Linked DNA regions of Mus musculus: all the other regions are linked to region 3. A link is a loop called in an ENCODE intact Hi-C map of the cell type or tissue named here. Cell type or tissue: heart. All regions are shown on one strand. Region 1 overlaps 2610307P16Rik (RIKEN cDNA 2610307P16 gene). Region 2 overlaps 2610307P16Rik (RIKEN cDNA 2610307P16 gene). Region 3 holds the start of 2610307P16Rik (RIKEN cDNA 2610307P16 gene). Region 4 overlaps 2610307P16Rik (RIKEN cDNA 2610307P16 gene). Region 5 holds the start of Gm40841 (a long non-coding RNA gene). Region 6 overlaps Sox4 (SRY (sex determining region Y)-box 4). Region 7 overlaps 2610307P16Rik (RIKEN cDNA 2610307P16 gene).

Region 1 (4,000 bases), 170 kb after region 3:
GTTGCTTTAAGAGGAAGACAGACGCTTTGCAACACCTGGGCACCACAGTTGACATTTGCAGACACTAAGTGCTAATGCAGAAGATAGGAATTCCTTCCTGTCAGCCTTGCCACATCCGAGTGTGCTGAGAGCCAAGGTTGGCACTTGCAAGGCTTGAAACAAGGGGTGGGTAATCGAAAGTACTTCTATAAAACGTGTGTGTGTGTGTGTGTGTGTGCGCGCATGTGTGCACGAGCGCACATAGTGTATTATGCATATGTGCATATTTGTGTGTATCTTTGTATATGAGTATGTGCAAGTGTGTGCGGGTATGATGTAGACATGGGTGTTTTTATTAGTCTTCACATTATTTTTTTCACTGTCTCTTACTATACCTGGAACCCCATGATTTGGCTGTGCTTCCTGGCACCAAGCACCAGGTCTCGTCCTGTTTCTCCCTCTCCAACAATGGACTTATAGCAGTAGCATACTTCCAGGTTTGGCTTTATATATCGGTGCTGGGGAACCCAAACTCAGATCCTCATGTTGGCACATATAATACTTTACTAACTGGGCCATCTCCTTGCCCTTTAACATTGATTTCTTAAATCATAATTTTCTTAGTCTGACTCGGCTGCCTTTTGTGTGTTGTCAGTCAAATCTTAATGAGTCTGCCTTTGCACCTTGCTGATCTGGGATGTTTATTTACAGACGCGTGTTGAGTGGGAGGAACACACTTGTGACATGTCCTAGGTGTGTATAGGAAAAACCCAATGGTATTCTGGGTACCTAGGAGTGATGCTCTCAGAAGGGAAGCTACTCCCTGGCATTTCTCTAACCACTGAATTGAGTTTGGATGTTTGGGGGTTTGAGACAGTTAGACAACCAACCCTTCATCCCTACTGGTTCTGTATTTATATTTATAACCATTTCCATTAACCATTGGGAAGACTTGTGTATAGCTATAGCTCCTTCAGTTGAATACAGAACTGTCTTTTAAAAGGAAAGTCACGATTCTCTATTGTTATAAAGTTTGCTTGAATAAATGGCCTTCTCCTTTTCTGTAATATTTTACTTTGCTCGTGAGTGATCATAATAATGTATCTCCCTGTATGTCTGGGACTGTTGAATCTCACCAGATCCGAACCCAAATGTTATATGACTCCCCGCCATGCCATCTTCAAGCCCTGTCTTCAGTGAAATGTCTTTGGGAGTCTCTTTCACTCCCTGATGAAATGGCTGTCCAAGGTTGTTTTTCCCAAGGTGCAGGCACAGCACTTGAATTAGCAAAAATGTCCTGCCAGCAGGTGCAGCTCATCGCAGCAGTGCAGCCCTGGCTCAGGTTCCAGTGGCTCAGGTTCCAGGGAGCTGCCGGATTCCTTTTCAAGTGTCCCCTCATTTTCACAAGGTTAGAAACCATAGATTTAGCAATCTCTGGGGGTCAAAGGGAAAAGGGGGAGACAATGAGTCTCATTCATCCTTAGACGCTCTAATGAGTCATGGGGACGGTCTCTTTTCCAGGTTAGAGCTGTGTCTCTCTGGCAGGCTGTAATTATCTGTGAGCTGAGACACGAAGTGATATCAACACACAAAAGCATTTCAGGAATAGGTTTTTTGAAGATGAATCACCCAAGTCCATGTCCTGCTCAGCCTTTTTTTTTTTTTTTTTTTTTTTTTTTCTGAGGGGCTGTCTGGCTCCCTCTGCCTGGCTCCCACTTGATCATGTGACAGCTGTTTGCAGACTAAATGAAAGAAGCCATCATTCAGTGGCAGGAAACCTAATCCTGGACAGGTGCAGTTTGAGTAAAGACTCTGGGCCTGAAGGGCAGGGCCTTTGCAAAGTCCCCAGCTTTTGCAGATGGTGGGTGTGGGAGGAGCAGGATTCGATTCCCACAGTCCCATCTGCGGCCCCTAGACTGTCCTTCCCGGGGAGAGGCCTATCCTTTGTCCAGATATTGCTGAACTTTTGAACCCAAGTACACTCCACAACATTTGGGAGGCTGTGTTCACGCCTCACCCTCAGATAAAGCTGCCGCAAACTGAAGGAAACAGTAGCCAGACCCGTTTTCCTCTTCCTCCAGTGATGTGAGGGAGCTAATTAGAAATCAGCCGTCCAGCCGCTTCCTCCCCTTGTACTTGGGTTCTTTTTTCCCCTAAAAGATGCTTATAGACACGAACAAAGGCCGGATGCCGTATTAGGCCTTCTCATTAAGTGCTCCCTGTCAGATGTGTCTGGTTTACACACCACTTTTTCCTTCTGCCCAGGCCAAATGGGATCCCAATGGGTGTTAGAACCCCTCCCCCCATCAAGTTGTATTTTTCAATGTCTGAAACTGCCCCTCAAAAAAGAAAAAGGAAAACCTGCCACATTGCAGTTTTCTTTGTTCTCAATTACTGATGGCTATTGAGAACTAACTCAGGCGCCAGGTGTGTAGACACCACATTATCACACCTAAATCTTTGCGCACTTGGCAAACACTGAGACTGCCTACACCCTCAGATGAAGCGTTTGTGGGAGAAAACGAACAAATAGCCAGATAGACAGCATTAATAGAGAAATATGGAGAGAAAGGATAAGAATTGAGAGTAGTCTGGGCTAGAACCCAATCTATTTGAAGGAAAGAAATGATTAGGGTGGGAGTGCGGGCATGAAGCATTTGCTAAGCAGTCTACTGCTCTGAATAGATCCCTAAGTTCCTGTGGCTTGGAGATCAAAACTTAGAAATCCACAATTATACCACATAGATTCTCCCTAGTCTATATTTAGTATATAATCTCTACACTTTGGCTACATATGGCCTTGAGCTCCTCTTAAGAGCTAAAAATGCAAGTTGCTGCCGCCCACTCTGTCCCAAATCAGGATGGCACATAATTGCATCAGGGATCTTGCTTTGAGGAAGGAGGTGGAGATCAAGTCATCAGTGGGCAGCTTCCCCTCCCCCCAACCCCCATGAGCACCCTTAGAAGAAGCTCAATATGCAAGATAAATGTATGAATGATGTCTCTGTAAGAATTCATTTATCCCTTCACGACTTCAGTAGACCATCTCGTGGGGGTACTTGAAAGTTGGAGCGAGATTCACACTAGAAGTAAACGCTCATCATGAAATGGACACGAGATGCTAAACAGCAAGAACAGATGGGCTTGACTGTCAGAACTGTCCGAACATCTACTGTCGGAAAGGAAGACAGTAGAAAGCCCAGTGGCTTGCTGATCTCTTTGAACTGGAGTTGGAGGGATTTGAAAGTGAAATGCTTCCGAAGGCACGTGGGTTTGAACACTTGCTCCCCAACTGGTGCCCAGCTATCTTTGGGAAGGCAATAGAACCCTTAGGAGGTGGTGTCTCACTGGAGGAAGTGGGCCGCTGGAAGCTGGGCTTGAGGCTTGATTATCTAAACCTGCTTTCTATTTACTGTTTACATGACTTCAAAGATGCAGTGTGACCATCTGCCTCCCTAAACTGTAAGCCAAGGTAAACCTCTCTGTCCTTAAGGCGCCTTTTGTTGGTCATTTTTGTTATAGAAACAAGAAAGCTAACTAATGGGAGTTACCGTGTAAAAACTCTCAAAACCATAATTTAGGAAAGCATCCATTTGCTGACCCTACCATCTTGGATTCTTTGTGCACAGCTAGGAAGGCATAGAGCGTTGGCAGTAGATTTGAAATGCAGATGGTGACAGGCAGAAGGATTCTGAGGCTGAGGAGGTGATTCAGGGAAGTCATGAACCAAGGAAGTGGCAGGGCTTTGCTAGCACAGACCAAAGGAGCCATGTGGCAATTTGGGGTGGGGTGGTGGGGTGGAGGGGCCTGGCTTTAAATTGATTTATTGAGCACAGTGTGTTGTATCCTGTGTTGTGACACAAGTGTGCAAAGCAAGATTCCCCTCTGAGACAGAATAGAAATCTGTACCACTGCTCAGTGTATTGTAGGGGTTGGGAAGTGGGATGGGAAACTCTGAGCACAATTCTCAAAAGAGCCCAGAAGAGCTTTGGATAGCAGCTGGCTTTGAAGAAACCTTCAA
Region 2 (4,000 bases), 110 kb after region 3:
CACCACCGCCCAGGCCCAGGAGGAATACTGTCCATTTTTAATCCCTAGACAATTATTTCCCCTGAAAAACAAAAAAGAAGTCACCCTGAAATAACTGAATCTGCCCTGACTTGCCAAGAACTTTTTTTTCTTGGAATTAGATTTTCAGAAAATAAAGACTTTGTGGTATAGCTACCAAAAAATGTGAAGGGTAACAGAACTTCTAAGTTTCCTTCTATGTCAAGAACAACTTGCTGTTATGAACTCCACATGTGTTTAAAGGGGGGATATCAGGGAAAGACAAATACAGATTTTAAGTAAAATGTAAATTTTTTGTTTGCTTTTTGGAGACAGGGTCCCATGTAGCCCAGGCTATCCTCAAACTCTTCAAGTACCCAAGGATGACCTTGCAACTCTAGATCCCCCTGCTAATTCCTCTCCACGCTGGGATTCTAAGTGTGTATATGCAAGCCTGGGTAAAAGTGTCATTAGCTAATTTTGTTCTCTACTCTATTGAGTAATTATTTTGTAATCAAACATGTGCTCATAAAATACCAGAGTTTTAGAAAGATAAGCCTGGGCACAGAAAACAAAGTTGACCTTTGATAGAATCTTGCATTTCTCTTTAAGTCCTAGAGTCAATGTTCACTAAGGTTTTGATGTGATAACAGTGGTGGCCTGGTACCCAAAGTGCTGTTAGGAAGTTCTTCTCTGAGGTCACCAGCTGTGACTGCCATTGCTACTTCTGTGACAGGAACAGTTTCTTGTACATCCTCCGATGTAGCTCTGGAGCCCTCTGTTGCTGGCAGTGCTAAGTTGGGTAGGCCAGAGGTTAACATCGGATGTCTTTCTTCAGCACTCTCTACCTTGGATTTGCAGGCAAGGTCTCTGATTCTCCTGGAACTCCACCAAGTAGTCTAAGCTAGCAGGCCAGTAAGTCTAGGGGTCTGCCTATGTCCTCTCCCCAGCACCTTTTACAAGAGCATGCTACTGTGCCCACCTTCCAACTAGGTGTTAGGAGTAGAGTGCAGGTTCTTATGCTTGGATGGCAAGTACCACCAGCTGACCCATCTCCCCAGCCCTACTGACATTAGGTTTACATAATTGTTTTAAAGGCTAAATGAAGTCAGCTACATAAATCGCTAAGGTAAGGGTTGGACAGATGTCAACTGGATGACAAAGAACACTGGCTGCTCTTTCAGAGGATCCTGGGTAAATTTTCAGCATCTTGTGTGGCAGCTCATAACTTATCTGTAACGTCAATTCCAACTCCTCCTTCTATTCTGGTCTCCATGGCTATCAGGGATGTAAATGGTACACATACATAATGTAGGCAAAACACTCACACACATTAAAAAATGCACTAGGACACATCACACCACTGCTGTGTCACACCACCCACCCCCCCCAATCCCCCGAAACACATACCCATGGCATCTCAGGGGTAAAGTGGAGTCCTCTTAGCTTTGAGAGTCACTCTGGAGGAATTTATCACCAGATCATGAAAGTCTAGGCTTGGAGTGGCTACATAGCCTACAAGCCATGCCTTAGCGCAGAGCAGCCAGACGGGAGCTGTGCCCATCCTTGCTGAAGGTTCCTAGCTTTGCTGAAGGGTCTGGAGAGTTAGTACTCTGCAGCGAGTCTCTGATGTGGCCCTACAACAGTCAAGTGCCAGGAAGTGTTAGGCCCTGTAAGGACCGTGGTTCCTCTTACACTGTGTAACTCAGTTTCCCTTTCTCTCATAGCACGCCCACGGGACTGCAGAAGCCTTCACACCCACCCAGCACGCTCAGGTAAGAGATTTTTCCTGGATGGGAGGGTTTCTAGATGACAGATCTTCATGATTGTGTGTGTTACTCCAGGTTGTGCCTTGCTTAGTCCATCCTAAAGTCCCAGTCTTCTATATCTTCCTCTTCTTTTCACTGCTATTTATTTTGGGTGTCTTTAAAAATTATTTTTCTCTCAAAGTAGCTTACTTTTATGTATTTATATGTGTATTTTTTTCTGTCATAATACTTTACTTTTATGTATTCGTCGTGTATGTACCTTTTGGTAATTTAAAACATGCATCATTTAAATTAGCATTCATTAAACCCTAATTTTAAGCTAAAGGTTACTCTGAGGAGGCAGGTCACTCTGCTTTTCCATTGCTAATCCTAACCACAGTGCTTTGAGGTTTTTTTCCCCATATGAGTCCCTTAAAGAAGAGAACTTTTTTTTTTTTTTTTTTTGTAAATGTAAGTACCATTTCTTCTGCCCAGTGTAGTAGCCCGCAGTCATAGTTAAGCCCTTCGTATGTAGGAAGCAGCCAATGTTCAGTTGTCCAAACGCAGCCAGGGAGTTAAATCCAAAGCACAGAAGGTCAGCAGCAGGCACAGCACAGGTGAGCAGCTAGAGATGCAAATGGTAATGAAAAAAATGAAGATAAATAGACCCATCCCCTGCCTAGGCTCTCAGGGATTCATGCCTTCCAGATGATTTCCAAGCTAGTGGAATCAAGCAAACCACTGGCGTACAGATGCTAACTATTGAGTCTCTGCTCACCCTGTTTTGCTTTTGTCATTGTCTTTAACATGACAACACATTGTGAAGCACTTCACATTGGTAAGAGAGTGTGTTGTGTATCACCTGGATTGCTCCAGTCTTCCATTGGCGTCTTTCATCCATACTAAGCCAGCTTCAGTCTCCTGGTGCAGAAGTGTAAACTTAGCCTGCTTCTGTGTTATGAAGTGTATCTAGGAACTGGGGACAGAACTGGTGACCATATTATTCTGGGACAGAAAAGACAATGGATTTTTTTAAAGAAGATGTATTTATTTTTATGTACTTGATGATTTGCCTGCATGCATATTTGTGTGAGGGTGCCAGATCTCCTGGAACAGGCTTTAGAGACAGTTGTGAGCGTCATGTGGTGTTTGGACTTGAACCTCAGGTCCTCTGGAAGTGCTAGTGCTCTTAATGGCTGAGATTTCTCTCCAGCCCAAGACAATGAAGTTAAATATCTGTGAGGATTCAATAAAGAGACATGCTTCTTTGAGGGTGTATTTTCAGAACCGGGTTTCTCAGCTGCTGACTGACATCTGAATCACTTGTTTGACTAGAGGAGATTTGTGATTTTATTGGGGTGGTGGGGCAGGGTTTAACGGCCCTCCGAGTGCAGTCATGGTTGCAGGCCCTTACCTGTCATATGAGCAAATGCGCTGAGAATTTCAGTTCTTCAGCCCCGAGAGGCCTGATCTAAGGTCCATTCTCGTGCTATCTCTGTGTGTGGTTGTTGTGATCTAGCTGGTGTCCACTGTTCTGGGATCTCTAGGTATGGGGTGTCTAGGTATGTGAAATTTTGATTACGGTTTCCTGGTTGTCTGTAGGTGACATCGCTAGGCTGTGCATTTCTGTAGCATGCTCGTGACAATCCCTTTCGCCTCTGTCCTTTAATGTCACCTCTGTCCTTTTCTGATTATAAGTGGACTCAGCTCCAGGAAAGGGCCTCTCAGAGACTGACACTGCGTTTTGCAGCGCGAAGTGTTTTCATTTTTCTGAGACTATCAAGGGGGCCAGAGCTTTCCTTGCGATCTCCGAAATTGTGGAGAGGAAAAGTTGAGCTCTGTTTGCTGATGGGGCGTTGAAATGGTCTACGGGAAAAGGGAACGGAGACAAGTTCTTGGCAGGGTTTATCACCTGCCTCTCCCAGCCCCAGCTTCTGGCAAGCACGATTAGAAATTGACTCCTCTCCTCCAAGATTGCTAGCTTGCTTGCTGCACGCTGCCTCTCCGTAGTTAATTCGCCATCTCTCACACGTGTTATCCCCAAATCACAGAACTCATTAGAAATCAACAGCATGAATTTGGTCAGTCACATTTGCAGGATTAGCCAGATGTAAATCTGAGTTGCAGTTGGGAGGTTTCCTGTGTGTCATTTAAAAATAAATAGACCTCTAGCTTTGAGTAGAAACAGATTAAAAAAGGAAAAAAAAAAAACCTGACTTTGTGGAAAACACATTTTATTTTTCCAGTTTAAAAAG
Region 3 (4,000 bases):
TTAGAAGCCTTAAATCAAGCTTGGGCATGGTAGTAGACTCCTTTAATTCCCACATTTGGGAGGCAGAGGCAGGTCCGTCTCTGTGATTACAAAGTCAACCTGGTCTACATAGTGAATTTCATAGGCAGTCCAGGGATATATAACAAGACCCTGTCTTGACAATGACGACGACGACAACAACAACAACAACAACAGCAACAGCAACGTGTTTCATGGCAGCAATCGTAACTCTAACTGAGAGCAAGAGCTATGTTTTAAAACACAGCAGTGCTGACAAAGACCATCCCTGAGACCCTTCATGAGCTGCCTGAGTAAGAGATATTTCCAGGGAATCTTTTTGATCTTTCTTTTTAATTAATTAATCAATCGATTTATTTATATATTTATTTAATTTCATCACAGGGGCTCACTATCACAGAATAGCCCCAGGCTATTTTGGAGCTCACTTTGTAGCCCAAGATAGTCTTGAATTCAGTTATCTGACATCCTCAGCATCCAAAAGATTGGGATTATGGGGGTGTGCCACCAGGGAGGATTGGCAGTATTGTGCACTGTAAGGATAACTGGAGAACTGGATATTATTTAGGAGTTAGAAACTACATAGGGTGACCCGACCTACACATTGGGAGTATTTTCCAGAAGCGGCTGTACGGGCTTTTCATGACCTTTAACGCAGATATTTAAGATGAGCGGGCAGGAAGTGCTTATTTGCAGAGGGAGGGTACATTTCTCCTAAAAACAAAATTCTGGAGATCCTCATAATTAAACAAAGAGGAGAATGTGCCAGACAGAAGTGGGTGGGGATATTTCCTCTTTGTGGTTGTGATGCATTCAAGATTCCTATCCTAAAAAGAGGCTTTTGAACTTCCGCAAGATAAGGGGCAATTTCAGGACACTGTGTAGGTGCCACCAGTAGGTAAGGGTCCCAGCGGACCCCTAGTTGGTGGCCACGTGTTGCCAGGATCCCAGGCGCGATTGCGGGACCCGTGCAATCTTGGCGGGACCCGCGCGGGTATGCGCCCTGCTAGTGCTCCCTGGTCCTCCCTCTTGGAGCCTCTTGAGCCATTGTCCTTGCCCTTCCCTGTGGATCCTTTATTACTTTGCTACATTTTCCAGTAGTTGCTTCTACCTAACTCTGTCCCCCCCCCCCCCCCCCGACATTCCAGACCCAGCAGGGTCCTCAACTTAAGAAACTGCTTTTAAAGGAACTAATGGATTGAGTGTGCTCTGCTTGCCTTTTGGCAGAGGGCAGTCCAGCATTCGGGTGGGAACCGGCACCTAGCAAGGTTGGAGGACCGACCTTGGAGAGCGCATCTCTGTTTCTGGGATGTTATTGTCTAGGTTTCTTTGGGCCAGCAAACCTTGAGCGCTAATTCGGAGGAAGTTGGTTACAAAGTTTCAGACAGCTAGCGGAGTGCGCGCTCTGGCAGTCTGACAGAGGAACACTGGGCCCAGTGCAGACCCCAGGAGATCAGAACGGAAGCCCTCTCACAGAGTCTTTGTTCTCCCCTAGGGGAGAGACTTGGCAAGCACTGGAAGGGTGCTTGTTATGATCCACACCCATGACATTCCAGACCCAGCAAGGTTCCCTTCCTACCCCCTCTTCGCATCTTTAATCCTAGCCAGGAATACAGCTCCCTATGCCCCCTTTCACCCCATCTCTTTACCCTCACATTTAACAACTCATTGGGTCTTCCCTGTCTAGATTTGGAGAAAGAGTATATAAGGTGCGTGGACACCAGCAGGAGGTTGAATATTTGCTTTGGAATGTTTGAGTGTTTTTTTTTAAACCCCCTTTGCCCTGAAGACTGAATATAAAAGGCTGCGTGTCCCTCTACCTTCTCCCACCTTCCTGCTTTTCTTCTATTCTGGTGAGATCTAGAAAGGAAATTGGTGCAGCTTTGAGTTCCTGGGGTGGGGGGAAACCATGTTGGGATGAGAGCTGAATGCTGCGGTGTAAAGTGGGGACCCCAGTTCTGGAACTGATGGATGATTTTCAGAAGGCTCTAAGAAAGACTGAGAGACTCCCAGACAAGGAAGACACCTGGCTTGCCCAGGACCAGAAGGTGGGGGAGGGAAGAGGATGGGGAGTTAGAAGTGAAGGAGGAAGACCCTGTAGCTGTGAAAGGAAGGGAACTAGGAAGGAACAGTAGGTTTGGGAAGGAGCCATGTTAACCTGAGAGTCTTGTTAATATAGTTGGAGATAAGAGGAAGTTCTCTGAGGTTTGAGCCGGTGGTCTCTGTTCAGGCCCCCCCCCACCCCCCATGAGTGGCATAGTACCAGCAGCAACAGGTAACCTACAAGGGCAAGGTGTAGGTCCCTGTGGGATACTTAGTGGCCTCTGCCATGCAGATTTGAGGGTTTTCCCCTAGGGTCCTGTGTGGGCACTGATGAGGGAGGGAGAAGAGACTTTTCCATCACTTAGAACTTCTTTGAATTCTTCCAGGCTGTTGGTTGGAAGAGGGTACATAGGATGGAGGGTCATGGATGGAGAGGCATCTGTGAGCCCTACCTATGATTGTACCTCTTACCTTAAAGGGTTGACTGGCTCCTTCATATTACATCTCTTGGGATGCTGAGAAATGGCAGAAACTCATTGCCAAAGTGAACCGCTCCTCTCCCTGATTGGCAGGGAAAGTGCAAACAAAGAGGTGCATCTCCCGGAAACAATGAGTTTGGAGATTTCCCCGGGCGTGAGAGCGCGGACTGGAAGCTGGGTGTTCAAAGGGTGTGAGAAGGGACCAAGACCCGCATCTTCTGGGCAAAGTTTTCGGGGAGATGGAAGGAGAGAGGGTCGGGACTGAGTTGCTGGTCTTGGGGACAGAGCAGCCGGAGCTGCGCACCAAGGCTTAGAGTCGGGCGGGAGATGCGGGGAGAGGGAGGGGGCGGGGAGGGAGGGGAGGGAGAGAGGAGGAAGGGGTGAGAGGGAGAAACCTGCCGCGGCTCTCCGCCTCTTTGTCTGCTCTGGGACTTGGAACAAAAGGGGAAACTCTGATGAACTCCTTCTCCAGCTCCCTGGACGCCCGAGTATCTCTTTCTCGCAACTTTGTCAACGCGACTTTCTCCGCTGTCAGGCTGCGCAAAAGTATCCTAGCGCCTCGCAGGCTGCAACAATGGAAACAATGTCCCTTCAAAGTGCGACGAAGTGGAGGGAGAAGGTGAGTGACTTGTCCTGTTTGTCCTGCTTCCCTCAGGTCCCCCTGCTCCCAGCCCTTCCGAGGGCAAAGTCATAGATCTAGCAGCCAAGTTTGACTGTTTCTTTCTGTTTCTTGTCTTTTATTATTATTTTTTAATTGTATCTCTTTTCCCGGTTCTCCTTTTCTTTTGTTCTTTTAAACTCTCGCACAGATTGTTTTGTTTATTTTAAACGCCTTCATCTCTTGTGCTTCTTCTTTAGGGGTGGTGAGGGGCTAAGAAGAAGGGCATCCAAACTGGATACTGCCTCGCTTTTCCCCGGTTGTGTGTAGATTGGAGGAAAACGTTCTGATAAGAATGGGAATTAGATCAGGCTCACCCACACATAAGCTCTGACTTTGGTCACAAAAAAAGAAAGATGCAGAGGTGGGGGTCATTTCCTCACGCGTTTTCAAACTTCACTGTCTCTGGAGCGCTCTGGAGACACGAAGCGTGCAACAATAGAATGTAGACAGGGTTTGGGTGGTAAGGGAGTTCCAGCAAATTAATAGGAGTCCGGGAAGTTTTTGGGGGCTGGGGTCCAGTTGAGGAAGCCACAGGTTCCAGACTGTCAAGAGCTGCGCAGATGAAGCTGATGGGGCCTGGACCATTAGTTAAGAGTCCGCTCCCCTCACCTCCGTGGTTTGGTTCAGTTTAATGACCCACCCAGAATGACCTATTGCTGTCCTCGTCGGGATCCATCCTCTCTTAGGTGTTGGCGACCCCCGGGCCTATCTCAGCCAGTCTGAATAGGAAGGGAACCACGAGCCTGCCGAGCTCCCCTGACCTAGCCCTCCGCCCCGCCTTTTGTGTTTTAACCTTTTG
Region 4 (4,000 bases), 260 kb after region 3:
CCCTACTTCTGCAGTCCTGCGATTAGAATACCCATAGTGCCTGGCTTTTCTTCCCACTGTGGTTGCTGGAGCTCAAACTCAGCTTCTCGTTCTTATATAGCAATGCACTTGACCAGCTGAGCTCTCTCTCCTGCCTCTTGTCTGAGGAAGGGGAATTGTCAGTGTACAATGTTCCTGATACCTGCCCTGTACAGAACAGGGTGTGGCAGTCTGACTCCCAGCCCTTTGCTGGAGTTCATGTCTGCTGGGTGGGTGCACAGTCGAGCACCCCACATTGCTAATGAGGCATTGTTTTGTCTTACTGGGTGCCTGGTCCTATGGAACATGAGCTCTGGTCAGGGTGAAGTTGAAGGTTCCATCTGTGGAACACGAGCCCAACGAGGCATCTGTCCAGTGGCTCTTTGATTTAGGACTTGCCTCCAGAAATGTAAGAAACCAATTTCATTGTTTGCAAAGTACCCAATCTAGGGAATCTAAGGGCTTTTTGTTTTTGTTTTTGTTTTTGTTTTTTTTAGCAGTAACAGACTCTACACTAGTGGTGTGTTTTTCCCTAGGTGGGGTGTTTGAAGCCTCTGAAGATGGTCTGTGGGTTATAGTCCAGCAAATGGTGACTGGTGGGTGGGCCCCAGCCAACACGGTCTGACCTCCCCCAGTCCAGGGTGCTCTCCTAAGCTCTGGATTGTTGGCCAGTGGAAACACCAGGCAGGTAGGCAGCTTCCCCTGAAGGTCAGGCCAGTGCAGGGTTTGTCCCTCCCAGAGCAGTTGTTCACCATCCCCCATCCCCCCTTCTCAGGCTTTCTTGTTTCCTGGCCCTGCCTTCCTTTCCTTGGTGGTGTCTACCCCTTCCTGTGGCACTTCATAGCACCCTTTCTTTCTTCCCAAGGGATTTTATAGTTATTAGAGATAAAGACAGGAAGTCTGTAATGAAGTACCAACTCTCATGTGTGCCAGATTCTCTCTCCGCCTCCCTCTCCCTCCACCTACACCCCCCCCCCCCGACACAGAGACAGACAGACAGACAGACAGACAGACAGACAGACATGCATTAAAGGGCAGCCTCAGAACTGTGCTGATGAGGGCTCTTTTCCCAGGCCGCCCACATCCTGCCCCACTGCAGTAGATAGACAAAGTGGGGCTCAGCACACTGTTCAGGGACACTGCTTTTGCTCAGGAATCCAGGACTCTGCCTGGCTGTATGGGAATGTTAGCTCACATCTGTTCATAAACAGCTCCAGGAGGCCTGGGTTAAATTACTACAGACCACTGCCAGCCCTTCCCCAGTAATCCTCTAAAGATGGCAGGTAAAGATAGACTGAGGAGGGGCAGGGCCTTGTCTAACAGCCCTGTATCAAATAGCCAGAGAGCTGGAGAGTCGGGTTGCTCCAGGAATACCCTAATCTTGATTGTATTGTTTTTCCTGTCCCAGAAGGGAGGGTTTACTCTGGGAGGTGGGAGGAGTGTCAGGGCTGGGGTTGCTGGCACCCTGTAAGGAAAACCCACAGACAGCTTGTTCCATTTGGAAGTCTCAGCAGAAATGGCCAGTGGACAGGCATGTCCCTGTTCCTAATCCTTGCAACTGTGGGACACACACAGGCTGGCAAGTGTCCTGGAGCTGCAGGGGAGGGACTGCTGACAATAGGGAGGGAAACCGACTTTGGGCTTTGTGGTGTTCTGGAATCATTATCCGAGTGCACACAGGGCAGGTGACCACACGTGGGACAGGGGTGCGTGTGATCCCTCTCCTGTTGTGTTGGCAGCACTCAGAAATGTCCACAACAGCTCAGGGATTTATACTTCCTGTCCGGCCTCTCAGGGCTTCTGTGGATATACTTAGCAATTACAATCCTGGTTTGGGAATTTCCCTGGGATGGGCCAGGACTTGTTTCCAAAATAACACCTTTCAAAGCAGCCAGAGCCTTTAAAAAATTAGATAATTGTGTGATATTTATAAAACGAATTACATTGTGTTAACAATGTCTGTGCAGATGGTTCCGAGGCTGTGGTAAATAACACCTTATGATTCATTAAGGGCAGCCAGAGAAAGGGCTTTCTAACTGAGTTATTACTGCACAGTTGAGTCTTTATCCCCCCCCTCCCCCCCCCAAAAAAAAAGGTAGTCAACTCTCAAAGTAGAGAAGTACATTTGTGAGGCAGAATGATTAGCCATGGTGTGCAGGGGGCGGGGGTGGAGTGGGGAGCACGGTCGGATTGTCCAGATCCATTCACTCATACACAAGTGTTGTAAACCTGCTTAGCACCGCGTACCAAGAGTTAGAAAGATGCTTGTTGTGTCCCTCCTGCTGGTGAGGGAGGCAGATGTATAAACAGATAATTGTCTTCGAGTGAGTTAAGTGCTAACAGACGTGGGGAAGAAATGTCCTAATGGTATGAGGGCTATCAGTTTACATTGGAGTTGGGGAGGGGGAAACAGTAGCTCCTCAGAGGATGCCACATTTGAGAAATATGCGAGGAGGGAGAATTCTGTAAACAGAGAAATGGGCTTCCTTAGGATTCTCTTATTAACTTTGTAGTACCCCAGGACCTTTGCACATGTTCAAGTTGTCAAATCTATGGTGTGTGTGTGCACTTGCGTGCACCACAGTGGGTACGGAAGCCAGAAGATAACCTCTGGTGTTGGTTTTCATCTTCCACCCTGTTTGAGGCAGGATCTGTTCTGGTTTCCTGCAGCTGCATAGACCACACTAGCTGGCCCACCCACTTCCAGGATTCTCCCAACTCTGTCTGCCAGGAGCTCTGGGATTATAAGCCCACACGACCATGGCCCACTTTCTTCTGGTTCTGGGAGTGGGAAGTCAGGCTCTCAGCCTTGTGTGTGAGCGGGTCCTCACTGAGCCACTTCCATCTTGTTCCTACTGGCTTCAGTTGTCCTGTCCTGTCCTGTCATCCGACTGGCTTACCTTTGCTGCTCCTAATCCACCTGCTTGGAAAACTTTTTTTTTTTTTTTTAAACCTGGTTCGACCTGACAGAAACCAGATGCTGTGTTGCTTCTTCCTCAGGAGAGCCTGTCTTCTCAGGCTCAAGATCAAGTCCCCTGCCTCACTCACCAGGTGCTTCTCCTTCCTGCCATTAGCAGCGATACATTTTCCCTATTTGCATGCTTATTTGCATAATGTGCTTTTTCAACAGACAGAGCCCGCCTCTCTTTGTTCAACCTTTTTTTTTTCCCCTTCCAGATAAACATTTGTTAAATGCATTGGATGAAGGGCATTGCAGTTGTGTAAACAGCAGCAGTCAGAGAATGCCTAGTGGCTGGGTTTTGTGGTTTGAATCTCAAGTATTCCCACCATGTTTGTGCCTTAGATGCCTGTTGGATCCAACAGCATTGGATCAGCTAATGGCATTGATATTTGAGACTGAGGGACTCTTAGGCTGTAGGGCCTATTTGGCATAAGTAATTCACTTGGGATGAACCTTTGAAGGCTGCATCTGCCTCTGGTTCTGTTCCTCCTTTTGGTCTTATGTGATGAGAACAGCCACTGCAACCCCTCTGCACGCACTGTCCCAGGTTGGGCTGTGTGCCATGCCTTTTCTCCATGATGTACCTGCACTGTGAAACCGTGAGCCCCAAAGAAGTTTTTCCTCTCCTCGGTTGCTCTGTCCCAGCACTGTAAGAGTAGCTAGTGCTCTAGGCATGCTGGATCTTGAGGTGTGTGGTTTGTAGAAGGATGAAGATTAACCTGTTGAAGATGCTTTGACGATCTAAGTCTCTGTTTATGTATTAACTCATTTAATATTTTTATGTATTAAGAGAAAGATCAAAGGTCTACCTCTTAATTACTAAATTATCGTTATCAGGTAATATAAGTTGATACGTGGTAATAAAGTATTATCAAAATTATTTGCCAGAGGCCTTTTGTCTTAGATATGTTCTTTTAAAATTGTAGTCTGGGCTTAGCAGGTCTAGGACTTCCCACTAAGACAGAAGACCTGAGTGTGATCCCAAGATCCAGAAGAAAGGAAAGAAATTGACCCCCATAA
Region 5 (4,000 bases), 470 kb after region 3:
ACATAGGGAGTACTAAGCCAGCCAGGGCTCCACAAAAATCTCTCCTCAAGATATAAAAGAATAAATAAAACCTAAAGGAAAGGACAACTGTACCAAGCATCTGTCTAGCCAGCAGCCAACTTGACTGTCCTTAGTAGTCACAGCTCTTTCCTCACACAGGCCCTAGAATGCATCTCATCTCCTTCCCCAGCACTAGCAGAGTCCAGGAGCCATTTCCGTGCCTCCCAGACAAAGACTGCTTCCAGAAATTAAAACACACGTAGATGTAAGCACCGTCAACCTCCCAAACCGTGCTTTTGTAAGTTCTCAGTGCAATGAGCAGTGTCACCCACATGCAGTGTAGGGACATCACAGAAAAGGTGATATCCTGCTCTCCGTAGCTCTGACCCCCACCCTTTCCATCAATCACCTTGGTCTTAGCTCCCAGATTCGCTATCTTACAGGCGGGCTGCTATTCTTTAGCGTTAAAGGGGGGGGGGAGGAGGGAGATGCTTTAGAGTGGGCTCTCCTTGGTCTAGGTGCGCTTCTCTAAACTAGCTTGCTGAAACCACGTCTGTCCTTCCTTTGCACCTGCTTCCCTTTCTCTTTCATTCAAATAGTTTATCTTAAAAGTGCTTTGCTCATAGGATTGCTAAGTGATGCAATAGATCTTCAGTGCTTCCTATAGACTCTCGGCATAACGAGTGCTCATTTTCAGTGACCGGCATTGCTACTGTTGAAACTTAACCATCCACCCCAGCCTCTTGCTGGCCATTTTAGATTTCACTGCAAATTGGGACCCCGAGGCACCTTTCCAGGTATTTACGTAGAAGCTGTTTCTGTCTTGGAACTTTTCCGTAGCATTTCTTCTCTGACCCACAGCTATCAGGCAAATTTAGACCCATTTACTATTTTTATGCGGAATAAAACTCAGGAATAGTTGCACTGAAGGTGATACAAGCTTAGTGCCAACAGAAAATGAGGTGCAGGCCCGGTAGATAGGTTTCCTGAGGCCAGGGAGAACCTCCTATGCCATTGTTCTGTAGTAATTAACAAAGCAAGACTTTGTTGTTGTTACTCAATGAAGGATCTATACAAAGTAGACCAGCTTGTTTAAATAGTTACACAAGCTGAAAGTACCATTGATTGGTAACACATGAATATGAAGAAATCAGGAGCTAGCCTCGGTGATGGGCAAAGAACTGTCCTGAGCATATAGACAGTGGTTTTGTATGGTGCAGACACAGCGGTTTAGTGGCAGTGGTTTGCAATCAGACACAGATAAAAAGTCTGACTCTCATGGAATGGAGAGGAATCTGAAATTCAAGGGCCACTTGTAAAGAAAGATTGTAGGGAGAGAGGCGGAGAGGAAAACAGGGCTGCCGAGTCTTCCTGGAATGACTCTGCAGGGATTAGATTGGTAGAAAGTTGTCTTTGGAGGAAAAGAAGACCTGCAATTGCTACACCTTGAGAACATGCCCGTTGCATTCCACATACTACCCAGGTCTAGGTAGCCTTTTATACACAAATGCAGAGAAAGGCTCCTGTGTGTCACCCAGGCTCTTGCATTGTTAACCACAGTCAAATGACATAGGAAGTCATCTCTTCACCTATTCACGAAAAGTTCTCTGAATTTGATCAGCTAGGATGATCATCTGTATTTTTTTCTAAAATAGTTTACTTCTACATTTCGAGAGTGCCCAAATAGGTTATATGCTTATTTTGGGATTTGACAGAACCTGTGGACGCCAAGGTCATCACTCTCCAGTGTGTGGTCTGTACTAAACCAGCAGTAGCCACTCAGCACCTTCCACAGAGGGGTATTCTGGGAAGCAGTTGTTGGTTGTCATTTTGTTGCAAAGTAAAAATATCTAAGTGGCTTAAGGGCTTTGGCCAGTGTTAGAAAAACATCACCCCTATTTGCCAGCGTGAGGTGTCAGTGTGAGATGCCAATGTACAAACCAGAGACCTGTTAATTCAAAGAAACAAACATTTCCCTTGTTTCCAGTGATGACTTTTGGGGGGAGAATCTTACTGCTGTATATACCTTTAAATAAGAAGTCACAATTGATTTATGATGATTTTTTTTTTTAAAAAACAACAAAACCTGTCTCCTCTTTTCTCCCTACAAAGGGACAAGGTTTTCCCTCTTGGGTGAATACTGCATGCATCGCTTGCCATAGAAAGGGTGCCGTCTTGGCAAGCCTCTTATTAGTCTAAAAATAAATTATTCACAATGCAGGTTCAGATACAGATTGCAAGGAGAGATAATAGAATTGGTTTTCCAAGCCTGATCATGCTCGGAAGACATGGTATGTGCTTTTCAGGAATCCACTTCAACGGAATCAGCTTTGACGAGTACACACAAGAAATAATATTGCTGCCATCCAGCTTGTGTCTGCGGTACAGCATCCTCCGCTTGTCTTCAAGGACCCACAGTGCCTCTTCATCAGTGTGCAAAAGTCCATATTGCTCAAGCATTTCTTCTGAGATGCTGCCCTCCCATTGTTCTTTTAAGGAAATTTCTTCCTGGCAGCGTGAGAGGGGCACTGCCTCCTACCCCCCTTCTGCCTCGGCAGAACAGTTGACCACAGCAGCAGCCGACTCCGGCTCGTCATGTGCTTCCTCATGTGATGTAGGTCTGCGGCACTGTGGAGCAATCGCATTTGAGACTCGGCACTCGTGGACAGACGGGCGTTCAGGGACTGGGGAGTTTTTGGAGGGGGGTGGGGAGGCCAATAAACCAAGAAAACGTCAGAAATAAAAGTCGCATCAAGTATGCTGATCTCTGTATTTCCTATTTTTGTTTTGAAATTTGATTTTAACTATTGTTTTTTTTTTTTCTGGTTGTGTCTGTATTTTTTCCACCCCCACAGGCGCCGAGCTGCGCTGTTTTCTTTCTTTCTTTTTGATTTTTTTCTTTTTCTTTTTCTTTTCTCGAAACTCTGAAGCCAGACTGTCTTCTTCACCGCTCCCGGGCTGCACCACTGTGGGCACATCAAGCTTCGTCTGGCTCACCTGCATGGTTCCGGCTGATTCCTGCCTGAGATGGCCCATCGTACAACTAGGATCCCAGAATCTCCTGTCTGCACTCTGCGGAAGAAGGACCTATTTCAGTCTCTGGCCAGGGTCTCTCACAGCCGATGGGGTCTTGGAAGACAGGGTGAAGTTGCAGAAGACTGGGGTGGGATGCGAAGGCATGCGAAGGACTTGGAAAGGGAATTTAGGAATACTATACATCAGTGCCCACCGATGATATGCATACAGGGCGAGGGCAGCCACCGCCCCTGCCTCACGCACCTAACCCCGGCTGCTCGCTGGGATTGTCTGAGGGGGACAACCCAGGTCTGGATGTGGTGGCATTTTTTCAGAGAGTGGAACTGAAGATGGATGAAGCAGGTACTTGCTGTGTCTGCTTGGCAGGGCAGAGCTGGAGAAATGGAAGGGGAAAAGAAGAGATGCTGACTGTCGTAAGATTGTCTGCTGCCAGCTCCGCAGTCTTAATCTAAGGAAGGATGGCATAGTGGATCTGCCAGCACGTGCATGGAGGAACTGTAAATTGCAGTGTGGATGTCCCTGGTACTGTCAAGGAAGAAACTGATGGGCTGGGTGACTGTACAGTGTCCCCAGAGAAAAATAGCAGCCTTGCAGCATGGATTTAAGTGCATGTGCATGCGTGTAGAGACATGGAAGAGACTGTGTAACACATACACACACAGAGAGAGATATGAGAGAGAGAGAGAGAGAGAGAGAGAGAGAGAGAAAGAGAGAGACTCTTTGCTGGGTTGGGTTTGATTACAAGCCAGTGTTTTCAGCTCCTGCTCAAGACCTATTTCCTGGCTAGCCAGAAAGCTCGGCCAGAGCAGCTGCATATAGACTTTTCTTTTTAACGGCATAGCAAACCCCTTCAGTTTTAACTCCTTGAAGTTCTAAGTGCTCAGCGTTGGGCTAAGGCTCACTGTACGGTTTTGTTTTCTTCTCCTACAGAGCCCTGTAAACACAGCTGTATTCAGTATGGCAG
Region 6 (4,000 bases), 64 kb before region 3:
AGCCTACGCGCAGCCTCGCCCGCCCCGTCCAGCGCGCCCTCGCACGCGTCCTCCTCGCTCTCCTCGTCCTCTTCCTCCTCCTCGGGCTCTTCGTCGTCCGACGACGAGTTCGAAGACGACCTGCTCGACCTGAACCCCAGCTCAAACTTTGAGAGCATGTCCCTGGGCAGTTTCAGCTCCTCATCGGCGCTCGATCGGGACCTGGATTTTAACTTCGAACCCGGCTCAGGCTCCCACTTCGAATTCCCGGACTATTGCACGCCCGAGGTGAGCGAGATGATCTCGGGAGATTGGCTGGAGTCCAGCATCTCTAACCTGGTCTTCACCTACTGAAGGGAGCGCGGGCCGGGGAGAAGGTGGGCCAAGAGGCAGGAGAGGAGAGAGGGAAAAAAGAAAACAAAAAACAAACAAACAAAAAAACAAACAAAAAAATGTTAAAAAGAAGAAGAAAGAAAGAAACAGAAAAAAAATGAGTTAAAAAGAATAGATGGAGAGTAGAAGGAGAAAGGGGAAAAGAAAAGGAAGAAAAAGTGCATAGAGCTGGCCTGGAACACGTCCCGCCGTTGGAGAAGGAGCGCGGGGGCGTTAGTGGACCCGCGCTCCCATCCCCCACTCTCAGGGCTGGGGACTCGAAGGAGGCGGAGAGTAGACGGGGGCGACCTTTTTTTGTTGTTGTTATTGATGTTGGTGGTGGCTAAAAAAGCTACTTCGAGTTTCCTCCCCAATTTTGCTTGAAGAGACTCCCCCCCACCCCACCCTTCCAACGAGCTTCCGGACTTGGTTGCACCCCCAGCAAGAAAAGAAGCCAAGCAAAGCTTCTAAAGACCGAAGGAATCTTTCCCTCACCCCCACCCCCTCGCCTTGGTGATTTCTTGTTTGATTTTGCCTCATGGTCAAGAAAGGAGGGGGAAAATCCAGCGTGCCCCATCTCCTACCCACCCCCTCTTTGTATTCTCTTTGTATTTTTCCCCTTCTTAAAATTTCTTTTTCTGCAATGAAGACAGAAAGAAGGCTCTGGGGTGATGCGTTTGGCATTTGTGTTGAGCTTAGGGGAGCATTGGCATGGAGAAACTCCACGCTGGCGAAGTCCCGGGCTGGGCTTTCTCCTCCTCCCCCCACCTTTTTTCCCCTTGTCCTTGCAGCTGGAGATGTGCTGGGAGTAGCAGGCCAGCCTCGGAAATGGACATGGGGACCTCGTGGAAGCCACAGCAACCTGGTTGGGGATGCAGAAGGACCCGGAGCACAGAGGGCGTTGGGGTTCCCGGGCCTCCGCCTGGGGTCTGTGCAAAAATAAAGAATTAAAAAAAAAAAAAAAATCAGAGAGGTGAGGCTACCCAGAGCCGGCGGGAGGACAGGAGACTGTGGGATGTGGTCCAGGGGCCGCGGAGTGGTTTGGGGGGGAAAAGAGATTTTTTTCTTCTCTTAATGGGAATCGTGATGGTGTTGAGTTATTTCACTGGTGGGGTTAATATAGCATGTTATCCTGTCTATCTTTTGAAGATTTCTGTATAAGACTGTTGAGCAGTTTTTAAAATAGTGTAGGATAATATAAAAAGCGGATAGATGGCGCTATGTTTGATTCCTACAACGAACCGATCACCAGCTCCTTTTCATTTTTAACTCTTTAAAAGGATTCAAACGCAACTCAAATCTGTGCTGGACTTTTGAAAAACCACAATTCAGGACCAAATTTTTTCTCCGTGTGTGTTTATTCCTTATAGGTGTAATTGAGAAGACCCGTTTATTTTTACCCCCTCACGGACTCTCCATCTTTGTATTTTTTTTTCCCTTGTAAATGTAATCAGATGCCATTTTATATGTGGACGTATTTATACTGGCCAAACAGTTTTCTTATTTTGTCCCCCCTTTTTTTCCCTTTTCATTTGCTTTCTTGTCTTTTAACCTCGTTTCTTTATCTTCTTTTTTATTTTCTTTCTTTTTCTTCGTTTTTTTTTTTTTTCTAGTGTTGTTACCCACGCCATTTTACGTCTCCTTCACTGAAGGGCTAGAGTTTTAACTTTTAATTTTTTATATTTAAATGTAGACTTTTGACACTTTTAAAAAACAAAAAATGACAAGAGAGATGAAAACGTTTGATTATTTTCTCAGTGTATTTTTGTAAAAAATATATAAAGGGGGTGTTAATCGGTGTAAATCGCTGTTTGGATTTCCTGATTTTATAATAGGGTGGCTGGTTAATATCTCACACAGTTTGAAAAATCAGCCCCTGGTTTCTCCATGTTTACACTTCAATCTGCAGGCTTCTTAAAGTGACAGTATCCCTTAACCTGCCACCGGTTTCCACCTTTCAACCCCCTGGTCTTATAAGGGGAGGAGAGTTCAGCCCAGCACCATAATGCTTTAAAAAAAAAAATTTTTTTTTTTTAACGAATTGCTGTTCTGTCCAGAGGTTTTTAAAACTGGTGCATTCACAGCAAAAAGGGATTCTGTAGCTTTAACTTGTAAACCACATCTTTTTTGCACTTTTTTTTATAAAGCAAAAACGTGCCGTTTAAACCACTGGATCTATCTAAATGCCGATTTGAGTTCGCGACACAATGTACTGCGTTTTCATTCTTGTATTTGACTATTTAATCCTTTCTACTTGTCGCTAAATATAATTGTTTCAGTCCTATGGCATGGTGATAGCATATGTGTTCAGGTTTATAGCTGTTGTGTTTAAAGATTGAAAAAAGTGGAAAACATCTTTGTACATTTAAGTCTGTATTATAATAAGCAAAAAGATTGTGTGTATGTATGTTTAATATAACATGACAGGCACGAGGACGCCTGCCTTTTAAGAGGCAGTTCCGTTAAGGGTTTTTGTTTTAAAACTCTTTTTTTTCCTTTCTTTTTTTATTTCTTTTTTTTTAACCATCCATCCTGTGCAATATGCCGTGTAGAATATTTGTCTTAAAATTCAAGGCCACAAAAAAAAGCAAAAAAAAAAAAACAAAAAAAAAAACAAAAAACAATATTTGGGGGAAGAGAAAAAGAAAAAAAATCATGCCAGCTAATCCTGTCCGTCACTGCCTGTCAGGTTGTTCCTATATACCTTCTGTAAATAACTTTTTTTGAGAAGGAAATAAAATCAGCTGGAACTGAACCCTAAATCTTGACTTTTGTCATCCTTATTCCTGGGATCTCTCCTTTCACTGCAGGCTGCTGCTTTGCTGCTTTGCAGCTTCGCGGTGGCATGGAAGCTGGTGCTGATTCAGTTAAGCCATCTTAATGGCAAACCCTAAGTTCCTCTTGGCCAGATTTCGCAGGCCTGACCCCGAGTGATGGCATTGGCCACGTGTGTGTCAACCCTCCCTCCGCACGCCAGCCTTCGAGGAATTCTCTGCGTCTACTGTACATCAGCAGGCACCCTTTGTCTGGAAATTGCAAAGAGGGGGGAGGGGCAGGCTTCTCTGCTCTCAATCCAGCCGGCAGGCTGAACTTTTTTAAATGTATTTTTTGCTTTTGTGTCTCTAAGCCACCATCCCCTTTACACACCAAGATTTGTTTTGCACAGACCAAGAAGAACAAATGAGCCTGTTAAATTATTAGGTCTTCTAGGAGAAAAGCCTTCCATAGTTACAAGATGGGAAAACCAAAATCAACTTAGGCTTGCTTTGTTGGGGTGGGGTGGAGGAGTCCCCTTAAATGCAAAGGTCAGTAGGGTGTGGTGTAATCCAAGTACTTGAGAGGCAGGCCAGGCTCAAGGATCCTGAGTTTAAGGCCTGAGTGGACTACTTGATTGAAACTCTGTTTCCAGAACTACCAAAGTTACTATGGCCCTAAGCTGTTCATCTTATGCCCCGCCCAACATGGGCGTCACTGTGAGTAAAATATAGCCTACCTGCTCACCACTGGAATGACAGGCCAAGTAGGAGAGTGTAGATTTTTATAGGCACCAGACACAGCATTAGTGAAGCCTGCATGCAGCTGGACAGTAGTCGGTGTTTATTTTAGAGATCAACGGTCTCCATGGGCAAATAGAAGTATCTTCCCTTCC
Region 7 (4,000 bases), 130 kb after region 3:
TGAGACTATATTTTTTGAGAAATACCATTTTTGATGCCAACAATTGTGATTGATATATTAGGCCAAATCATAAAAGACTGCCTATCTTTTGGTGTTTCATGCCTTTTGAAACAGTTCAGCCTTTTTTGTTTGACTTAAATGGAAGTCAGTGAGTTAGGCTATATGAGATCTCTATTTCTCTATTTGGAAATACAGGGTGACCTAGGGTTGGTTATGTGCCAACTCATGTAGTGTGTGTGTGTGTGTGTGGTGAGGGGGGGAAGAGAGGGGAGGGGGAGGGAGAGGCGGGGAGTAGGTGATTATATTCATGTGCCTGGGGTCAAAGGTCAAAGTAATGTTTTTGTTAGTTGCTTCCCACCTTTTCTTTTTTGAGACAGGATTTTTCTTGGGAGCCCAAACTCACCAGTTGAGCCAGGCTAGCTGGCTAGGGAGCCCTGGGGCCCTCCCACCTTCCTTTCCCCAGCTCTTGGATTTCTGGAGCACACAGCTGTGCCTGTCTTTCATGTGGGTGTTGGAGATCAGACTGAGGACATCATATTTGCCCTTGCTCAGTAAGGACTTTATGGACGGAGCCATCTCCTCGAGCCTGATTTTTTTTTTTAATTTATATTTCAATCATTAACAGAACTATGACATAATCATTTTCATTCTTTGGTTACTGTTGAGTCATTTATGAAAGATCTGAGACTTTTTAAAAGAAAGATTGATTTTCTTGCACAGTCACTGTGTATAAACTTCTATGCTTATACCAGACCCTTTCACACCAAGGGTTTGTTGCTTATTGATTCGCGCATATTAAAACCAGGATATGAAAGAGTCAGTTTACCAGTATGAACTAGAAAACCCTAAAGAACTTTAAAAAGAAAGAAGGAATGAAAAAGCCATCTGGGGCCTGAGCAGCAATTTGGGGTTTACTGATGCTCTGGTTGGCAGGCTGTCTGGGCAGCTGGATCTAGGTTGCACCCTGAGTATTTTCTCTTTCCATTTGGACAGGCATGGAGGTGTTGAGTCCGTAATCTGGACCTTGTGAGAGCCAAGTCCGTGTTATGGAGTAGTTCTGTTTTGCACACGGTTGTCCTAATTTCCCCTCTTCTTTACTTGCCCACTAGAAGGGAAAAAAGTAATCAGAGGTGTTGCTGGGTGGAGCCCTCCTTTGATTGCAATGCCCCAGGGGTTTCTAAGTTAACAAATTAAAGCTTTAGGGCTGACTGAGCCGCTTGCTTGGTCTTGGTGGGCGCAGCAGCTTTTCCGTGCCTTCTCATGTTCCTGCCCTCCCTTCCCACTCCAGAAAAGAAACTGAACTCAGAGGCTTTGCCTGAGGAAAGGCTGGCTTGAGGAGCCGAGGGACTGATGACCACAGCTGCAGAGAGGGAAGGCCAGCATATTCTTGGAAGGTGTGGGATGAGAAACGCACTCCCTTCCCTTCCCTGCTTTTGCAGTCATGCCTGGTGTGCCTCAGAGCTAGGATACACGGGCGGGGGAGGGTGGAGCGTGGGGAGGGCTAAGATTAGGGAGAGAGGAGGTGAAACTCTCCTGGGAGTTGGAGACCAGAAATAAACATCCAAAGGAGCTGGGACAAACCCTCTGGCTGCCCTCCTGAGGTTCAGGGGTGGATCAGGAGGGTCCGAGCCAGGGAGGCAGTAGCCTGAGTCTTGGAGGAGGAAGATCTCGCTGGCTGCCTCCTCCTCCTCTCTGCTGGGGTCCCTGAAGCCAGTGCAGGAAGTGGGCGGGATTCTGCTAGAGTTTATTGAAAAAACAGCTGCCTGGCTCCATTTCCCTCCCCCACAACGGCCCATCCTCGCTGTGGCTCAGGATAGAACTATGCTGTAAACTTTGGCATGAATCAAGCATGCTGATACTCTCTCAAACAGCAACTTTTTCTTTCTCTCCCCCCTCCCGCTTTTTTTTTTTTGGCACAGAGTCATTCGTTTGAGGCTGGGGGAGAGGAACAGAAAGACTAAATAAAATGTGGTACAGTGGTTCTAGAAATGATTTGATCTGGTCCAGTAAAGGTCCAGAGTTCACCGACTGGACCTGAAGGACCCAAGTGAGAATAAGGTCAGGAGCCAGTTTTTGAAAGTGGTGAGCAGACGTCAGGACTTGAAGGCCTGCTTGCTCTTTTTCTGTTACTGTCATAACGTCTTGGACAGAATCTACCCTAGGAAAACACTGTCAGTGCCTGTAAGTTTGTGACTTCGTTTTTTTGACCAAGAATTGCTTAGGAGGTTGAAGGGGACAGGAAATAGCTAGGAGCCAGGGTACCACTGGGCAGAAGTATATATGTGTGTGTGTGTGTGTGTGTGTGTGTGTGTGTGTGTGTGTGTATGTGCGTGTGTTGATTAGGACCCGCAGATGGCAAGCAGCAGCTGTTTTATGGTGTGAATTGTTTGCTCAGAAGATTTTCAGAAGCTAATTCTCCGTGGAGGTTGGTTTGCCAAGTGACTTGTTTCCTTTTTTCTTGTTTCCCGACCTATTTTCCTCTTTGTGTGTGTGTGTGTGTGTGTGTGTGTACCCTAGCTGACCTTGAGGCTCTAAGAGTTGCTTAAAACCTGAGACTGTTAAGTTCTGAGAGGGTTGCTTGCACCAGGAGGCTCCTGGCTCAGGTTTACTTCAGACCTGAAGGTGAGGGCGGATGCAAAGGAGAAGGCTGCAGAGGGAAGGGCTTCCCCTGTCTTGTCTGAGATCCGAAAGGCTGTGCCTGGCCCCCCTCTGCTCTGGCTTTACTGTGAACTCTTGCTCTTGCGTTGACCCTTTCCCTTGGCCTTCTATTAAACCTGACCTGTGTCTCTTCCTCCACTTAACGTGAGAGAATATTTTTTTTTTCAGGGACATTTATGAGTAGTGAGTTAAGATGTCTCTAAAATTCACTAGTGGTAGAGGCCTTAGGGCATGGTTAACCAGTTCTGTTATCCCCCTTCAATATTTTCTTTCTGTTAATACCCCATGTGTGGCTTGTATTTGCTTGAACAACTCGAGAAAGCATCCTCAGCTGTATTGTAGGAAGCAAAGTAACTCTCACGCTCTTGCATGAAAGCATGACACAGAGTCTGGGGCCCTGGGATGGTAGAACTTAAAAGGCCAATTAATAACATTTATTTGTTTTTGTTTTTGGAGAACCCAGGGCCTTGTGTATGCTAAACACAGGCTCTTCCAACTCTGGTCTACATTACTTATTAGTAATAGAGGTTACTTATTATTGTTATTGTTTTGTGTGTGTGGTATATGGTGTGTATGCATGTGTATGGGGTCATGTGTATGCGAGTGTACATACAGGCCAGAGACTGGTTATTATTGGTGTCTTCTTTAATTATTATTACTTTTTAGATTTAATATTCATTTTTATTTATTTTATATTATGTATAGATGTGTATGCATGAGCATGAGTTTGTATTCTTAAGTGCAGTGCTCACAGAGGCCAGAGATGTCAGATTCCCTGGAGTGGTCGTTAGGCACTTATGAACTACCAGACATAGGTGCTGGGAACAAAACTCAGTCTCTGCAGGCACATTGCGTGCTCTTAGCCCCAGGGCAGTCTCTTTACTCTGCAGTCCCCTCCACTTTATTTTTGAGGTAGTGGTTCCACTGAACATGGGACAGTGAACTGGAGCTCATTGCTTCAGCAAGATTAGCTGGAGAGCCAGCTCTAGGGATCCTCCTGTCTCCTTTTCCTGGCCACTAGAATTCCAGAGGCCTGTCACCATGCCTGGCTTTGTTCTTGTGAGTTGGGATAGAACTCAGGTCTTCATGTTTGCATAGAAAGCACTTAACCAGCTGAGTTCTCTCTCTCCAGACCAGAGCTGTCACTTCAGTGATTAATTTCACAGTGTGTGCACTGCATTTTGTGGGTACCTTAAAAGATACACTTTGGCCCAGTATCGTGGCACGTTCCTGTCATCCCAACACTTTCACAGTAGAGGCACCAAGATCAGAAGTCGAAGGGCAGCCTTAGCTACATTATACAGACTTTGAGGACAGCACAGGCTAGATAAGACTCTCAAAA

The links. A loop is a pair of places that touch in the nucleus more often than their neighbours do. Peaks named below come from ENCODE experiments on the same cell type or tissue, not always from the same donor. Only the 100,000 strongest peaks of a DNase experiment are listed, where the experiment ranks them.
Region 1: a loop joins it to region 3, with 5 times the contacts of the local background. A loop is called at or near these places in 5 of 42 quality-filtered maps.
Region 2: it touches region 3 in a loop (1.9-fold over the local background); 2 of 42 quality-filtered maps call a loop at or near these places.
Region 4: a loop joins it to region 3, with 1.9 times the contacts of the local background. A loop is called at or near these places in 3 of 42 quality-filtered maps.
Region 5: it touches region 3 in a loop (2.5-fold over the local background); 3 of 42 quality-filtered maps call a loop at or near these places.
Region 6: it touches region 3 in a loop (6-fold over the local background); 9 of 42 quality-filtered maps call a loop at or near these places.
Region 7: a loop joins it to region 3, with 3 times the contacts of the local background. A loop is called at or near these places in 5 of 42 quality-filtered maps.

What each region holds. Positions count from the first base shown.
Region 1 is chr13:28,716,464-28,720,463 of GRCm38, reverse strand. The region is part of intron 3 of 2610307P16Rik (RIKEN cDNA 2610307P16 gene); the gene reads left to right. Among named protein-coding and RNA genes, the nearest start is that of Mir6368, 7.6 kb to the right of the region's middle. RefSeq lists an enhancer at 1,023-2,818. In heart, a CTCF peak has its summit at 1,915; a DNase peak (open chromatin) is centred at 1,973; H3K4me3 peaks cover 536 bases; H3K27ac peaks cover 1,160 bases.
Region 2 is chr13:28,770,391-28,774,390 of GRCm38, reverse strand. 2610307P16Rik (RIKEN cDNA 2610307P16 gene) reads left to right here. Exons shown (of 8, transcript NR_045054.1): 3 at 1,725-1,772. Among named protein-coding and RNA genes, the nearest start is that of Mir6368, 62 kb to the right of the region's middle. In heart, no CTCF peak of the experiment used is centred here; no DNase peak of the experiment used is centred here; H3K4me3 peaks cover 469 bases; H3K27ac peaks cover 905 bases.
Region 3 is chr13:28,884,303-28,888,302 of GRCm38, reverse strand. It overlaps 2610307P16Rik (RIKEN cDNA 2610307P16 gene), which reads left to right and starts at 2,881. Exons shown (of 8, transcript NR_045054.1): 1 at 2,881-3,159. In heart, a CTCF peak has its summit at 1,514; a DNase peak (open chromatin) is centred at 1,492; H3K4me3 peaks cover 2,476 bases; H3K27ac peaks cover 1,467 bases; H3K27me3 peaks cover 2,667 bases.
Region 4 is chr13:28,627,289-28,631,288 of GRCm38, reverse strand. All of the region lies in intron 5 of 2610307P16Rik (RIKEN cDNA 2610307P16 gene), which reads left to right. Among named protein-coding and RNA genes, the nearest start is that of Mir6368, 82 kb to the left of the region's middle. In heart, no CTCF peak of the experiment used is centred here; a DNase peak (open chromatin) is centred at 1,598; H3K27ac peaks cover 2,162 bases.
Region 5 is chr13:28,418,643-28,422,642 of GRCm38, reverse strand. It overlaps Gm40841 (a long non-coding RNA gene), which reads left to right and starts at 1,144. Exons shown (of 3, transcript XR_003950511.1): 1 at 1,144-3,558. In heart, a CTCF peak has its summit at 2,378; a DNase peak (open chromatin) is centred at 2,612; H3K27ac peaks cover 3,282 bases.
Region 6 is chr13:28,948,032-28,952,031 of GRCm38, reverse strand. It overlaps Sox4 (SRY (sex determining region Y)-box 4), which reads left to right. Exons shown (of 1, transcript NM_009238.3): 1 at 1-3,113. The coding sequence ends at 333. The region is part of intron 1 of Gm46405 (a long non-coding RNA gene); the gene reads left to right. It overlaps Gm46406 (a long non-coding RNA gene), which reads right to left. Exons shown (of 2, transcript XR_001780883.1): 2 at 3,926-4,000. Among named protein-coding and RNA genes, the nearest start is that of Sox4, 3.7 kb to the left of the region's middle. In heart, CTCF peaks have their summits at 1,365 and 1,564; DNase peaks (open chromatin) are centred at 281, 1,171 and 3,341; H3K4me3 peaks cover 3,599 bases; H3K27ac peaks cover 3,266 bases.
Region 7 is chr13:28,755,704-28,759,703 of GRCm38, reverse strand. All of the region lies in intron 3 of 2610307P16Rik (RIKEN cDNA 2610307P16 gene), which reads left to right. Among named protein-coding and RNA genes, the nearest start is that of Mir6368, 47 kb to the right of the region's middle. In heart, no CTCF peak of the experiment used is centred here; a DNase peak (open chromatin) is centred at 1,693; H3K4me3 peaks cover 1,434 bases; H3K27ac peaks cover 3,306 bases.